Regions from separate parts of the Homo sapiens genome. Here region 2 is linked to region 1. Evidence: chromatin loops called from intact Hi-C (ENCODE). Cell type or tissue: endothelial cell of umbilical vein. All regions are shown on one strand. Links, peaks and the distances in the headings refer to the core of each region. The heading gives the core; the rest is flanking DNA.

Region 1 (7,838 bases), core at 1,230-6,229:
ACAATGGTGCCATGGAACAATAATTCAAGATAAGCCATCAGAGCAAGTCACACCATTTGGCACCTCCTAGCCCCCTTCCTCTCTTGCATTCCAAGCCCCTCTTCTTAAACCCTTGCCGTCTCTCCAGAAATTGGAAATTGGCAATTTTTGGAAAGGATTCCAGCCACTTTCCCCCTCGCTGGCAACGGATAATAAAATTCACTCTCTTTTTATCATACCTGGCTCCTGTTATTTTAACTTCTTACTGCAACCATCAAGCAGCCAGACCCTCTTTTGGTTATAAGACATACTCACAAATTCCAGCAGAATCTACTATTATGGTTACAAACTAAAGGATAATGTTCACATATGCATAGTATTAAAATAATTAGTGGTCATACACTGAACCATCCACCACATCACATTTCTCTCACTATTAGCCATGTTATCATTAAACATAAAGGACAATAAATTAAATATATGTAATTTAAGTACTTTTACCAATGGAGGTGAGCAATGTTAGATAATTCAAGCTATCAAATAATTCAAAACAAATATCATTTTGGCTGTGGAATATATTTTAAAATGTGCTCTGCTTTAACAAAACCAAATATATATCAAAGCTCAGATGATAAGAGGTAAGTGTTTACTCGAATTACAAAAGATTTTTTGCGTTATAGCAAGTGTGCTTAGAGTATGATTCTGTTTATAATAATTCCTCTTGTTGCCATCACTTTAAATCTGTTAAATTTATTTTAATTATTTGGGGAGTTGAGGAGCAAGTAATGACTGAAAGGGACACAAGGAGGCTTCTGGGTGCTAACAATGTTCTGTTTGCTGATTGGCTGCCCATTACATGGGTGTTTTCAGTTTCTGGAATTTCATCAGCTTACAATATGTTTGCTTTTATGTATGTATACATCAATCGAAAGGTTAAAAATAAAAGATGGAGGCTGAGTGTGATGGTGCACTTCTGTAGTCCAGTGACTCAGGAACCTGAAGCAGAAGGATTGCTTGATCCCAGGAGTTTGAGGATGCAGTGAGCTATGATCGCACTACTGCACTCCAGCATGGACGAAAGAGTGAGACTTTGTCTCTAAAATAAAATAAAGGATGGACAGAAGTATAGCAGAAAAACAGTAAGAACACACAACAAAACATAAACAATGCTAGGGCATTATATCTAAACAGATGCTATCTCATTTTCTTTTCTTTTCTTTTTTTGTTTGTTTGTTTTCTTTGGAGAGACAGTGTCTCGCCCTGTTGCCCATTCTGGAGTACAGTGGCATCATCATAGTTCACAGCATCCTGGAACCCCTGGGCTCAAGCCCTCCTCCAGGCTCAAGCCATTTTCCTGCCTCAGCGTCCCGAGTACCAAGGGCTATAGGCACACACCACCACAGTCAGCTAACTTTTTAATTTTGTAGAGACGGGGTCTCGCACTATTGCCCAGGCTGATCTTGAGCTCCTGGCTGCAAGCAACCCTCTCTCTTCAGCCTCCCAAAGTGCTGGGATTACAGGCATGAGCCACCACACCCAGCCGATGCTGTCTCATTTTCCTGTGAGTTTCATCAAAACCAAACAATCCTGTCCCACTCACCAATCTAGAAATAACTGTGAACTGCATGTGGAAGAAAATTTGGATATGGATGTGAATGACTGAACAAATGGGAATTAAATTTTTGACAGTACTTTCTTTTTATTTATTTTTTTTTTTTCAGACAGAGTTTTGCTCTGTTGCCCAGGCTGGAGTGCAGTGGCATGATCTCGGCTCACTCCAAACTTTGCCTCCCGGATTCAAGTGATTCTCCTGCCTCTGCCTCCCAAGTAGCTGAGATTACTGGCATGCACCGTCATGCCCTGCTAATATTTGTATTTTTAATAGAGACAGAGTTTCACCATGTTGGCCAGGCTGGTTTCAAACTCATGACCTCAGGTGATCCACCCGCCTCGGCCTCCCAAAGTACTGGGATTACAGGTGTGAGCCACCACGCCCGGCCAACATTACTTTCAAAAACAATAAGACAAAGCTTTTCGGCTATATGTATCCTCTCAGATTTTCTAGAAGAAAATTATATTGTTTGCAAACAATGACAGTTTTGTCTCTTTCTTTATAATATTTATACATTTTTCTTTCTCTTTCACATTGACTGGAACCTCCAAGAAAATGTTGACAAGAAGCAGTGTTATTGAACATCTTGCTTTTGTTTTTGACTTTATAGATACTTTCACCATCTACATAAAAGTTTCCAACTTTTTTTTACCATGTCCCACAGCAAAAAACAAACAGAAAACATTTTAGTTTTGCAATCCAGCACACACACACACACACACACACACACACACAGACACATTTTCAAGAAATAATGCTTACCCTTTCTACATGCAACACACTCTAATATTTTATATTCTAGTACATGTTTTCATGCTGAGTGCATTAAAGACATTTAGAGGCTATTGGGGAAGTATGCATATGACTAGGTTTTAGATGATATTAAGGGATTGCTGTTAATTTAGGTATGATAATAGTATTGTGATTATGTGAGGAAATGTCCTTGTATTTTAGAGATGCATACTGCTGTGGTCTGAACGTCACTTCCAAAACTCATGTTGAAACTTAATCCCCAATGTGGCAGTATTGAGAGGTGAGGCCTTTAAGAGGTGATTGGATCATGTAGGCTCTACCCTCAAGAATGGATTAATCCATTCATGAATTAATAAATTAATGGGTTATGAGTTATCATGGGAGGGGAACTGGTGGCTTTGTAAGAGAAAGAAGAGAGACCTGAACTAGCATGCTAGCACAGTAAGCCCCCTTGCCACATGCTGCCCTGTGCCACCTTGGAACTCTTCAGGGAGTTCCTGCCTGCAAGAAGGCCCTCACCAGATGTAGCTTGTCAATCTTGGACTTCTTTGCCTCCATGACTGTAAAATATACATTCCTTTTCTTGATAAGTCGAGGCAGAGCAAGATGGGGGAAGAGAAAGCTCCACGGGCCATCCCCCCCAGTCTGCAAAAACACAAAATTAACAACTATCTACACAGAAAACAACACCTTCATAAGAACCAAAAATTAGATAAGCACTCCTAGTACCTTGTTTTAACTTCGTATTACTGAAAGACGTACTGAAGAGATAGGAAAAACAGTCCTGGATCTATAACGCCACCCCTCCCCTACCCTGGTAGCAAAAGCATGGTGTGGAGAGCATCTCTGGGAGGTGGGGGAGGCAGAGCACAGCAATTGTGAGGCACTGGACTCAGTACCATCCTGTTAGAGTAGAAAGGAAACCTGAATCAAACTTAGATGACACCTGCCCACAGAGCGAGCATTTAAACCAACCCTAGCCAGAGGGGAATTGCCAGTCCCAGCGATCCCATCTTGAGTGCATGCAAACCTTGCCACCGAGGGCTACAGCACTCCGTGTCTCCAAGCAAACTTGAAAGACTGTCTAGGCCATAAGGACTGCAACTCTTAGGCAGCCCTAGTCTTGAACTAGGCCTAAAGGCAGTGGAATGAGGGGGCACGATGTGTCATACCGAAACACCAGCTGGGGCAGCCAAGGGAGTGCTGGGATCACCCCTCCCCTAACCCCAGGCTGCACAGCTTGAGGCTCCAAAAGAGACCTCTTCATTCCACTTAAGGAGAGGAGAGGGAAGAGTAGGGAGGACTTTGTCTTGCATCTAGGAAACCAGCTCAGTCACAGCAGGATAGGGCACCAGTCTGAGTTGTGAGACCTCTGTTTCAGACCCTAGCTCCCAGATGACATTTCTAGAAGGGAACCTACTGCTTTGAAGGAAACGACCCAGTCCTGGCAGCATTTATCACTTGCTAACTGAAGAGCCCTTGGGCCCTGAATAACCAGCAGCAATACCCAGGTACTACATCAAGGGCCTTCAGTGAGCCTCTGAGATTTGCTGGATTCACATGGAACTCAGCACATTACCAGCTGTGGTGGTTACCAGGAAAAATTCCTTCTGCTTGAGAAAAGCAGAAAGAAAAGTAAGGGGGCTTAGGTACCAGAACAGCCACAGGGGGGTAGTAGAGCACCAAGCAGGCACTTGGGGCTCTGATTCCAGGACTTAACTCTTCGATGACATTTCTGGACATGCCCTGGCCCAGAGGGAAAACCACTGCCCTGAAGGGGCAAGCCTGGGCAGTCCCAAGCCAGGCAGCATTCACCACAGGCTGACTTAGACCTTGGGGCTTAAGAGAACATCGGCTACAGCCTGACAATACTCCTCATGGCCTAGGGTGGCAGTAGCTACTGGGTGGGGCTCATCTTCCTTTGCAAAGGGGAGGGAAGAGTGGAAAGGACTGCATCTTGTGGTTTGAGTGCCAGCTCAGCCGCAATACAGTAAAACAACAGGTAGATATCTAAGATATTTGATTGTTGTCCCTGGCCCCTAGACAGCACTTCCAGACCCAACTGGGGCCTGAGGAACCTTGCTGCCCTGAAGGAAAGAATACAGGCCTCACTTGCTTTGCCACCTGCTGATTGTAGAGGCCCAGGGCCTGGAGGGAACATAAGCAGTAGCGACGGACATAAGCAGTAGCGACGGAGTGGTCACAGCAGGCCTTGGGGAAGACGCAGTGCTGTGCTGACCTCAGGTCTGACCCAAAGCAGTCAAAGTAGTGTTGGCCACAGGGGTGCTTGTGTCACTCCATCCCCAGCTTTAGGTGGCTCAGAACAGAGAGAGAGACTCAGTATGTTTGGGAGATAGTAAGGGAAGAGAACAAGGGTCTCTGCCTGGCAATCCAGAGAATTCGCTCAGATCTTATGCAAGACCATCAAGGCAGTACCTCTATGAGTTTGCAAAAACCACAGCATTACTGAGCTTGGAGTGCCCCCTAAAGAAGATATAGCTTAGATCACAACACTGAAGTTCTTTCAAATATCTGAAAAGCCTCCCCAAGAAGGACAGCTACAAATAACCCCAGACAGTGAAGACTACAATAAAGACCTAACTCCTTAATGCCCAGACACCAAAGAATATCTACTAGCAACAACAACATTCAGGAAAGCATAGCCTTACCAAATGAACTAAATAAGGCACCAAGAATCAATCCTGGAGGAACATATATGTAATCTTTCAGACAGAGAATTCAAAATATCTGTGTTGAGGAAACTCAAAAAAATTCAAGATAACACAGAGAAGGAATGCAGAATTGTATCAGATATATTTAACAAAGAGATTGAAATAATTAAAAAGAATCAAGCAGAATTGCTGGAGTTGAAAAATGCAATTGGCATACTGAAGAATGCATCAGAGTCCATTAATAGCAGAATTGCTCAAACAGAAGAAAGAATTAGTGATCTTGAAGACAGGCTATTTCAAAATACACAGGAGACAAAAGAAAAAATAATAAAAAACAATAAAGCATGCCTATAGGATATAGAAAATAGCCTCAAAAGGGCAAATCTAAGAGTTATTGGCCTTAAAGCAGAGGTAGAGAAAGACATAGGGGTAGAAAGTTTATTCAAAGGGATAATAACAGAGAACTTCGCAAACCTAAAGAAATATATCAATATCCAAAAACAAGGTTATAGAATACCAAGCAGATTTAACTCAAAGAAGATTCCCTCAAAGCATTTACTATCAAACTCCCAAAGATGAAGGATAAAGACAAAATTTTAAAAGCAGCAAGAAAACAGAAACAATTAAAATTAAATGGACCTTCAATACATCAGGCAGCAGACTTTTCAGTGGAAACCTTAAGGCCGAGAGAGTGGCATGACATATTTAAAGTGCTGAAGGAAAAAAAAAATGTTTACCCTGGAATAGTACGTTTGGTGAAAATATCCTTCAAACATGAATGAGAAATAGATTTTCCCAGAAAAACAAAAGCTGAGGGATTTCATTAACATCAGACTTGTCCTATAAGAAATGCTAAAGGGAGTACTTCAATCAGAAAAAAAAGGACATTAATGAGATATAAGTAATCATCTGAAGGTACAAAACTCACTGGTAATAGTAAGTACAAAGAAAAACACAGAACATTATAACACTGTAACTGTTTTGTGTAACTACTCTTATCTTAAGTAGAAAGACTAAACAATGAACCAATCCAAAAATAATAACTGCAATGACTTTTCAAGACTCAGACAGTACAATAAAATATATATAGAAACAATAAAATGTTAAAAAGTGGAGGTATAAAATTAAGGCATACAGTATTAGTGGGTTTTTTTTTGCTTGTTTATGCAAACAGTGTTGTCATTAGCTTAAAATAATGGATTATAGTATCTCCAAGCCTCATAGCAACCTCAAACCATAAAACATACAATTGATACACAAAAAATAAAAAACAAGAAACTAAATCATATCACTAGAGAAAATTATCTTCACTAACGAATTCAAGAAGGAGAAAAAGAAGCAAGAGAAGACCACAAAACAACCAGAAAACAAATAACAAAATGACAGGAGTAAGTCCTTACTTATCGATAATCACATTGACTGTAAATGGACTAAACTCTCCAAACAAAAGACATAAAATGGAGGCTAGGTGGGGTGGCTCACGCCTGTAATCCCAGCACTTTGGGAGGCTGAGGAGGGCAGATCACTTGAGGTCAGGAATTTGAGACCAGCCTGGCCAACATGTTGAAGCCCCATCTCTACTAAAAATACAAAAATTAACTGGGTGTGATGGCAGCCACCTGTAATCCCAGCTACTCGGGGGGCTGAGATGGAAGGATCACTTGAACCCAAGAGGTGGGGAGGTTGTAGTGAGCTGAGTTTGTGCCACCGCACTCCAGACAGAAAATGGCTGAAGGGATGACAAAACAAAAGCCATTGATCTGTTGGCTACAAGAAACATACTTCACCTATAAAGACACATGTAGACTGAGATTAAAAGGACAGGAAAAAAACATTCCATACCAATGGAAACCAAAAAAGAGCAGGAGTAGCTATACTTACAGCAGACAAAAGAGATTTCAAGACAAAAACTATAAGAAGAGAAAAAGAAGGACACTATATAATGATAAAGGGGTCAATTCAGCAAGAGGATATAACAGTTTTAAATATGTATGCACCAAACACTGTAGCACCCAGATATGTAAAGCAAATATTATTAGAGATAAAGAGAGAGAAAGGTTCCAATACAATACTAGCTGCATACTTCAACACCCCACTTTTAGCATTAAACGTATCTTCTGGACAGAAAATCAACAAAAAAAAATCAGACTTAATCTATATCATAGATCAAATGGATCTAATAGATTTTACAGAACATTTCATCCACAAGAGCTGCAGAATACACATTTCTTTCCTCCCCACATGGATCATTCTCAAGGATAGACTATATGTTATGTCACAAAACAAGCCTTAAAACATTCAAAAAATTGAAATACTATCAAGCATCTTATCTGAACAAAATGGAATGAAACTAGAAATTAATAAGAGGAATTTCGTTATACAAATACATGGACATTAAACGATATGCTCCTGAATGACCAGCGGGCAATGAAGAAATGAAGAAAGAAATTGAGGCCAGGTGCAGTGGCTCACACCTGTAATCCCATCACTTTGGGAGGCTGAGGCAGGTGGATCATGAGGTCAGGAGATTGAGACCATCCTGACTAACACAGTGAAACCCCATCTCTACTAAAAATACAAAAAATTAGCTGGGCGCGGTGGCACACACCTGTAGTCCCAGCTACTCGGGAGGCTGAGGCAGGAGAATTGCTTGAACCCAGGAGGCAGAGGTTGCAGTGAGCCGTGAGCGTGCCACTGCACTCCAGCCTAAGCGGCAGAGCAAGACTCCATCTAAAAGAAAAGAAAAAGAAATTTTAAAATTTCTTGAAATGAATAATAATGGAAACACAACATACCAAAGCCTATGGGATACAGCAAAAGCA
Region 2 (7,838 bases), core at 1,430-6,429, 650 kb after region 1:
GAGCATATGCTGTGCCAACAGGTTATTATTTGGAGTCGGGACTGCTCTTGGGCTTAGCCTGACTTGTTCTGAACACATGGATTCCAGGGTAATCCTTGGGGGCCCTGCTCTCCAATTACAACAAATAGCTATTTACTTCACATGGCTTTTGGAGACTACCTCTTCCCCCCTAGCAGAAATCTATAATATTTTATATCTTAAGTCTGGCCTACTTTACCCTGCTGGAATGTTGACTGCTAAAGCACTTATGGAATGTTAAAGTTTCAATTTATTGAATACCCTGGCTGATTAACTCAAATGTGGAGGGAGGAAAGAGTTAGCAAACTTGAACGCCACCTCTTTCTGTGCCAAAAGCTAAACTGAGAAAGAGTATGTGTTTTAAAGTTGGCAGGGAAGGTTACAAAGAGACAGCTTTGGCCAGTTATCATTTTCTTTACAGGAAGTGCAGGAAAGTGACAGGAAGTCAGGGAAGGAGGAAAAGGAAAAGGTGATGCAGAGGTGCTCTTAGCCAGTGTTGTTTTCTTTTTCAAAGGCAAAACCAAAAATGAAGCAGTCAGTTAAGCAGCAGTGAAAATGTCCCTTCCTCCTGCCAATCTTATTTCCTTTGGTTTCTCCTTAAACTTAACACCCTTAGCAGACCTGGGAAATGAAAAGAAATCAAGATGTGTCTTTAGGGAGGTAATTAAAGACCACTTATCCCAAGAGCCTATTACTGATTTATGTTGACCTTGTAGGTTACTGGGCTCAGCTTAGGCACAAAATCAGAAAAATATTTGGAGCTGCTGGGAGGTGTGCTCATAATTTTTCCACTTTCGCTACCCCCACCCCACATCTCTCCATCATTTCATGATCTTTTTTTTTGGTTACATATCGGCAATGAGTTACTCTGGTATCTTTATGCCATTTCAGGAAGCCTCTGAGGCCAGTGTGGGAGTCCTATTCCTTAAGAAGAGGAACAAAAGGGGACTGCAAAATCACAAGCAATGAAAGGGAAAGGAGCCAAGTTAACACTCCCTCTCCTCCCACTCCACCTTATCACCCTTTTGAGGACCTGCTGCAAGTTTATACAGACACCTGCACCCCTCCATTACCCCTCCCAACCTACTGTACTCTAGCTATGTTTGAGTGCATTTTTCCAAGATACCATAGACCTCATTAGGGTTTCTGCCTGTTCCCAGCAAGGAAGACCAACCCTGCCCCTAAGTTGTTTGCTAGGCTTGGCCTTACCCCGCACTGGCCCCTATGTTCCCCTTTTTGCTGTGCACTCCAGATGCAGCTCTAGCAAGGCATGGAGAATAGGAGGATGGAGAGGTTTGGGGGGTTTGGGGCAGATGTTGGCAAGAAGGAGGGTGGGAAAAAGAAGGGAAGGGTGTCATGTCTGAGTGTAGGCAGAACATCTTACTGGCTTGGGGAAAAGGTGTCTTTCTTGGATTATAGGGTCCTTGGGAGGAAGCAGAGGACATTGGAGGATGCGGAGGGGCAAAGGTAGCTGTCACAGAACCCCCCATGATGTCTTAGTATAGAATTGGAAATTGAAAATAAAAATGGCAAATTACCGAGGAGCGAACACATTTGCTTAGAAACCTAATGATCTTTGTCTCAGATCAAGGCTTATATTAATTGTGTAATTAGTTCTATATGTGAGACAGGCAGCTGTGTTGAACAGTTTGTATAGTGGCAGGCAAACAGACAATCCTGGATGGAGGTTGAACGTTTCCTGCTTTGGGCCCAAGAGACAACTGTTTCTGGGACTGGGAGTGGGCCCAGGACGGTTTCCTCACTGAGGCAAGGAGTCCAGAGGTAGTTTCCGGCAAAAGCTGCCCCAGGACTTGTGCCCTTACACGGTGGACACCGCGAGGTTTTCCTAGATTCCCAATTCGTGCCAGGCTGCCTGGATTGTCTCCTACCCTGGACAGAGCGACCCCAAGGCAGGCGGAGGCCACAGCTGCCTGGTACCCACGGGCCAAAAGCGATTTGTGTGCCGGCCGACCGCCTCACATGCCCACGGCCCATGCAGGATCCTGTTCCAGGAAATCAGCTGCCACAGCCCTGCTGCCTTCGAGGCTCGGCCCGCGCTGCAGCCACGGTCCCGGCCTCCTAGGCGAGAGCTCCCACCCCTGTCTCAGCTCCACCTGCTTTCATTCAAGGCTTAGAGTCCAGCTCCCAGAACTACCCCCTTGCTCCCTGGGGAGATACTGTGGAGCGGCGAAAGGAGAGGCCCCACCGCAAGGCGCCCCCGCCCCCACCTGAAAGTGTCCGAGGGTGCAGGGCCCCCTGATGTCGAGAGGCCCACGACCGCGCCGTCGTGTCTCGCCTCGACTGGCCCGGACGACACCAAGCCCGGGGGCGGTCTGCGGGCCCTACGCCTGAGCCCGGAGCTGTGGGCTCCCCAGTGCGCCGTCCGCCCGCCTCCCGTTCCCCCGACCGCGTCCTCACCGAAGCGGCTGTGGTCGTGGCGGGTCCCGTGCACCGTGCCGTTGGGGAAGATCTCCAGGTGGAAGCCGGTGCGGCAGTAGAGCTGGCGGCGCCGCAGGATCCCCTTTAGGTGGGCGAAGTCTGTGGGTGAGCCACGCTGCAGCTTCCCCTCGATTTGGCCCAGGCGCTCGTTCAGGAAACCTGGGGAGTCAGCTAAGGGCACGTTCCCCAGAGACGAGGAGAAGCCGTGTAGATCCCAGTCCAAGGAGGCGAAGACGCCCCCCACCTCTGCCATGGCTGGGCCGATTGCGGCGCTGGTTGTGCTGGGCGCGCGCGGGCCGAGCCGGGGCCACGGGGCGCGAACTGCCTCTCCCCGCAGCGGGCGCGGGCGGTTCGGCGGCGCTCCCTCGCTAGCTCGCTTGCTCCGCGCTCTGCCGAGCTGCAGTCGACGTCTGTTCGCGTCCAAGGAACTTCTCAGTGGCGGGGAGCGCGGGGCAGCGTGCTCCTGACCTTGCTCTCAGTCAAAGTGCCTCTTCCCCTCCGCATCCATCTCCCCCGGCCTCTCATAGCTGGCTTCGTCCAGCTATCAGATGCAAACGGCACTTTATATACATACCCACTCCCCTTACATTGACATATTGGATATTTAAATACAAGCCACACCTCATTGGCATCCCCTCGGAGATTGGTGTGTGGGTTCTTTTTTTTTTTTTTTTCTTGCATCCATTTGGCTCTTTTTGGGAGAGGGGGGTGGAGGGAGAGAGCGAGCGAGCTTCACTCCCTCTTTTATTATGAAAAAATGGCAGGAAAAAGCTACACATTGCAGTGAGGCATAACTGCTTTTGGCAGGTTCTTCTGAAACTGCTGATGAAATAACAGAGCCCAGTGCGTGGAGGCCGCTGGCGCGCACGGCCACTCAAGGCCTGTTCCGTGGGGGTCTGTCTGTCTGCTGCCCGGGGGCTGTCCCCACCTCCCACGCGTCCTCGGGCTGCTGTGCTAGCCTTTGGAAAGTGCCATGAGACGGGAGTTGGGGGGTTCACATGCTCCTGATCTCCTCTTGTTCCCCAGTTGGTCGGAGGCTGCGGAAAGGGCATCTGACCCGGGACAGGGACTCCCTGGTTTCTTTGTTCCACGGCCCCCAAGTCCTAATTCCTACCTGTATAGGTTGGCGGGGTACCGAGGAAGTGAAAAACCTGGAAGCCAATGCAGTTGCAAAATTTGGGGTTGGGGGTGGTGGTCCTTGCAGATTCCAAGGGGAGGGCCTTACGGGGTCTGAGAGGAGCGGGAAACCCCTCAGAGGAAAGATGAATTTTTATTTTTTTAAAGAAAGAGACGTTACAGCTTAGGCTTAGGAAAAGGAGAGGGGGAGTAAGAAATAGAAAGCGATCTTTTTGAAAAATGATCTCCGCTGGCTTTCTGGGCGCGCTTTTAAGAGGCTCTCGAGAGCAAGCTCAATGAGAGGCCATTGGAAGCCTGGTGGGGGCTTCCCCCCTACCTCGTTTCTTGTTGGAAACAGGTGTTTCCTCGTTCTGTCCAGTGCCTTGCTCCGAGATATTCTATCAGGAAGAGCGGCAGTTGGGACAGGAACCGGCGGCAGCCAGGTCAACGGGCAGCGTCCAGAAGTCCTGGGGAGCAGGTGCCAGACCTGCCCTGCACCCCTGCACCTGTGCCCCGAACCTGAATCCTGGGGCACCTATTGGGCCCTGGCACTCGGCGTCCCGATCGCCTGTGAAAGGGTGTTGTTACTTGGTTTTCACCCGCAGCCGGCGATGGCTGCCTTCCCAGGCTCCCTCAGGAGAAACTGAACACAGGGAGCCCCGCGCCATCCCCTCTCTTTGCAGCGCCTCCTGCTGGCGACCCCTAGTCTCGTGGCAACTTTGAACTCAGGGTCACCATGAGATGAGAAAACCGATTCCGCTCAATTCACTTAGTGCAATTCAGGGTCCTACTCCTGGGCTCCCACGTGCACCCTGAGCTCACTCCCCTGGAACCGTAGCAATTCTCGTTTGGGAGTATTGTGGCTTGGTACTGTTGTGCCTCTGCAGCTCAGACAGAACCTCTGAAGCCAAGCACAAGATGCGGCACATAATAGGCACACTCAGAAATAATCTGAGGTGCTCCCAGTAGCAGCGGACATAGATGCAAGTCATCTTCCAATTGTAGGGGACACAGAAATGCAGAAAGTGTCATTCATATTGAAGTATTTATGGATGAAATCATACGCTGTCTGGGATTTGCTATTAAATTATTCAAAGTAAGAAGGCAGAAGGAGTGGAGGTATAGATGCGATTATTGTCCTTGTGTCGCTAATTGTTAAGCTGGGTGAGGGGTATATTGGTGTTTAATTATACTTTATATATATATATGAAATTACATATGAAAATTTCCATAATTAAAAGCTTTATAAAATGAGACTGACATAAAGCAACTATTAGGTTGGTGAAATACAAAGAAATCAATCTTTCTTCTTTCTTCCTTCTTCAAAGAGTTTTTGAATTTAGTGGGAAGGTGGAAAAGGAAGGGAAGAGGTTAAGACAAGTACATAAATGACTGGAGTACAAGACAGTGTCAAGTGCACAGTGCTGTGTGGATTCAGAAAGACTCATCTGGAGGTTTAGGGCCTGGTTCTGGACTAAGGTGTCCTTTGTAATGAATGGGCCCCAAAGGGAAGATGGGAAGGATTTTGCAAATTCAGATGAACCACTTGCGGGAAGAGGAAAGTTGTAACGAAGCAAGTGGAACAATTTTAATTTAATCTCAAATGTGTTAAGTGTCTTCCATGTGGTGGACACAATGCTGGGCACTTTCCATCAGTGCTCAGTACCTCAAATGAGTATTGAGTGCCACATGAAATAGTATAAATGAAACTGCTTTGAGAAGCATGTTATATAAAAGATTTAGATGTCTCCATGATGATATAGATTACACACTGATTATGGCAAAGATCATTTCCTCAACAGCCACTTCAGGGTATTTCTGCATTCTCTGTCCCCCAACATTCCCAAAGTCGCCAACCGCAGTTGGCAAATCTGGAGTCCTACTTGATCGAAGGTCAGAGATACAGGTATTCCATTGCCCATCTGGGGCTCTTTTGAGATTAAGCGATCTGATGGTTCTGTTTTAAATAATGTTTCCATGTCAAGCATCTCAGTTGACAGAGCACTTTCAAGGAAGTTATTTTATTTTCACAACCTCATGGAGCAGAAGTTGTCATTATCCCCATATTAGAAATGAGGAAATAGAGGGGGAGGTTAAGTGACTAGTACAGAATCCTAACAAGTAAATAGCAGAGTCATAAATTGATCTCAGCTCCACTGGTGGCAAATTATTCTCAACTCATGGGATTTAGGATTATGCAAAGATTGGCATGTTGAGGACAGTGAAATTTCCCTATAGTTTAGTTTACGGAAAATCCTCAGCAGGATGCAACCTCAGACCAGAGTAGTATTGAATATATCGGATGAGAGGAAAATGTACGTTAATAAAGAAAGCAAACCTTCCCTGGATTCAGGACATCATTTATAAAGTGAGGATAAGTGCATCCCTTCACAGTGGTATTGTGAGGTATTGGGCACTGATGGAAAGTGCCAGCATTGTGTCCACCACATGGAAGACATTTAACACATTTGAGATTACTTCCTCCTTTCCCAATACCTCACAGGGTTGATGTGAAAAGGATGTGGAAAAACAAAACTGAAGGAAAAAAAGAGTTCTGACTCAGTCTATAAGCAACCAAAGGCTGGGGGATAATCTGGCAGGCTCTGTTCCTTGAGAAAGGAGACAGTGATGCTAATAATGCTGGTGCTCGCTAACCACCCCCCACCCCATGCCCACACATACCCCTGAGAGATGGGAAAGGATGTCTAGAACTGTTACTCTGCCCAGTTCTTCATTTTCTGGACAATTTACAATTTTTTTCCTTCCTAATTGGTATTCCCTGGGAACGGGCAGGGGGAGCTGTATAGCTAGGCAAATCCTGAAGGTGGAATAACCAATGACATTAGTTGCTCTTACTGAGTACTTATGTAGGTGTGTTAAGTACTGCCCTTGGCATGTTATGTGCATTATCTTCTGTAAACCTTATCACAACTCTAAGAAATACTAGTTAGTTTTTAATTATTTTATTTTATTTTTATTTATTTACTTTTTTAGAGACAGGATCTCACTTTGTCACTCAGGCTAGAGTGCTGTGGCACAATCATGGCTCCCTGTATAGCCTTGAACTCCTGGTCTCTAGAGATCCTCTCACCTCAGCCTCCTGAGTATCTAGGACTACAAGCAGGTACCGCCACGCCCAGTTAATTAAAAAACAATTGTTTTTTGTAGAGATGAGGTCTCACTATGTTGCCCAGGCTGGTCTCAAACTCCTGGCCTCAAGCAATCCTCCTGCCTTGGCCTCCCAAAGTGCTGGGATTACAGATGTGAACCATCACGCCTGGCCTATGAAATCCATTTTACAGATGAGGAAGCTAAGGTCCAAAGAAAATCAATAACTAGTAGCAGAGGCAAGCCTTAAACCCAGTTACTTTTTAAACCTTGGTCTTAAATTAGTGCTTAACCAAAACACTAGACTGCCTCAATCAACTTACTTCAAAAAGAACTTGTATCGCTCCATTGTCTTTTGTTCCTGCCTCCTCTCTCCTTCTGTTTTCTTTGCTTTATGTGGAAAGCAGTATAGTGTAGTGGTTGAACACTCCATCTCTGGTGTTAGACTGCCTGGGTTCATAACCCCAGCTTTAAGCCATTCTAGGTGTTGGAGCCTCAGTTTTCTCTTAGGTATGATGCAGGTGATGATGGTAGTTATCAATTCATAGGGTTGCTGTGAGGTTTGAATAAAATACACAGAAAGTACTTAAAGCTGTGCCTGGCACATATTAAGTTGTCATTGTTCTTAATATTATTTACATCCTGCCTGGCCCCAGCCATATTTCCTCCCAAGGTTTCCTCTAACTATGCTCATTTTTTCCTAAGGAGGAGATGAAGTAGATAAGAACACTGGCCACTGGCCTGCTGAGTCACCCCAAAGCAATCAATTCCAATCCTATTAATCTTTCTGTGTGATATTGGGCCAGTCTTGTTCTCTCTGGGCTCTAGAAGGCGTGACTCAGAAACAGGGTGACCACATTGTCAGCTGTGGGTGGGCAAGCAGGTAGTGAGGTAGTGAAGGCCTGGGAAAAACAGGAAATTACTCCTTTGTATAATTCCATTTATTGAGCCTCTTAAGGGCCAGGCACTTTTCTAAGAGCTTTAAATTTAAATCACATCATACCACCACGAGGAAGATGCTATTATTATCCCGATTTTTAACAGATCTGTGAAACTGAGGGCTAAAGAGGTTAAATAACTTGCTCAAGGTCATACAACTAGTATGTGATGGGGCTGAAATTCAGACCTGTCATCCGGCTCTAGAGACCATGCTGTTG

What was found. A loop is a pair of places that touch in the nucleus more often than their neighbours do. Peaks named below come from ENCODE experiments on the same cell type or tissue, not always from the same donor. Only the 100,000 strongest peaks of a DNase experiment are listed, where the experiment ranks them.
Region 2: a loop joins it to region 1, with 15 times the contacts of the local background. A loop is called at or near these places in 1 of 110 quality-filtered maps.

Annotation. Positions count from the first base shown.
Region 1 is chrX:78,088,774-78,096,611 of GRCh38, reverse strand. No RefSeq gene overlaps it. Among named protein-coding and RNA genes, the nearest start is that of PGK1, 12 kb to the left of the region's middle. In endothelial cell of umbilical vein, for the core only: a CTCF peak has its summit at 4,021 (motif pointing right); a DNase peak (open chromatin) is centred at 4,031.
Region 2 is chrX:77,442,547-77,450,384 of GRCh38, reverse strand. It overlaps FGF16 (fibroblast growth factor 16), which reads right to left and starts at 2,996. Exons shown (of 3, transcript NM_003868.3): 1 at 2,437-2,996. The coding sequence starts at 2,710. RefSeq lists enhancers at 1,462-1,963, 3,909-4,098. In endothelial cell of umbilical vein, for the core only: CTCF peaks have their summits at 4,270 (motif pointing left) and 6,366; DNase peaks (open chromatin) are centred at 3,974 and 6,104; H3K4me3 peaks cover 1,602 bases; H3K27ac peaks cover 3,583 bases.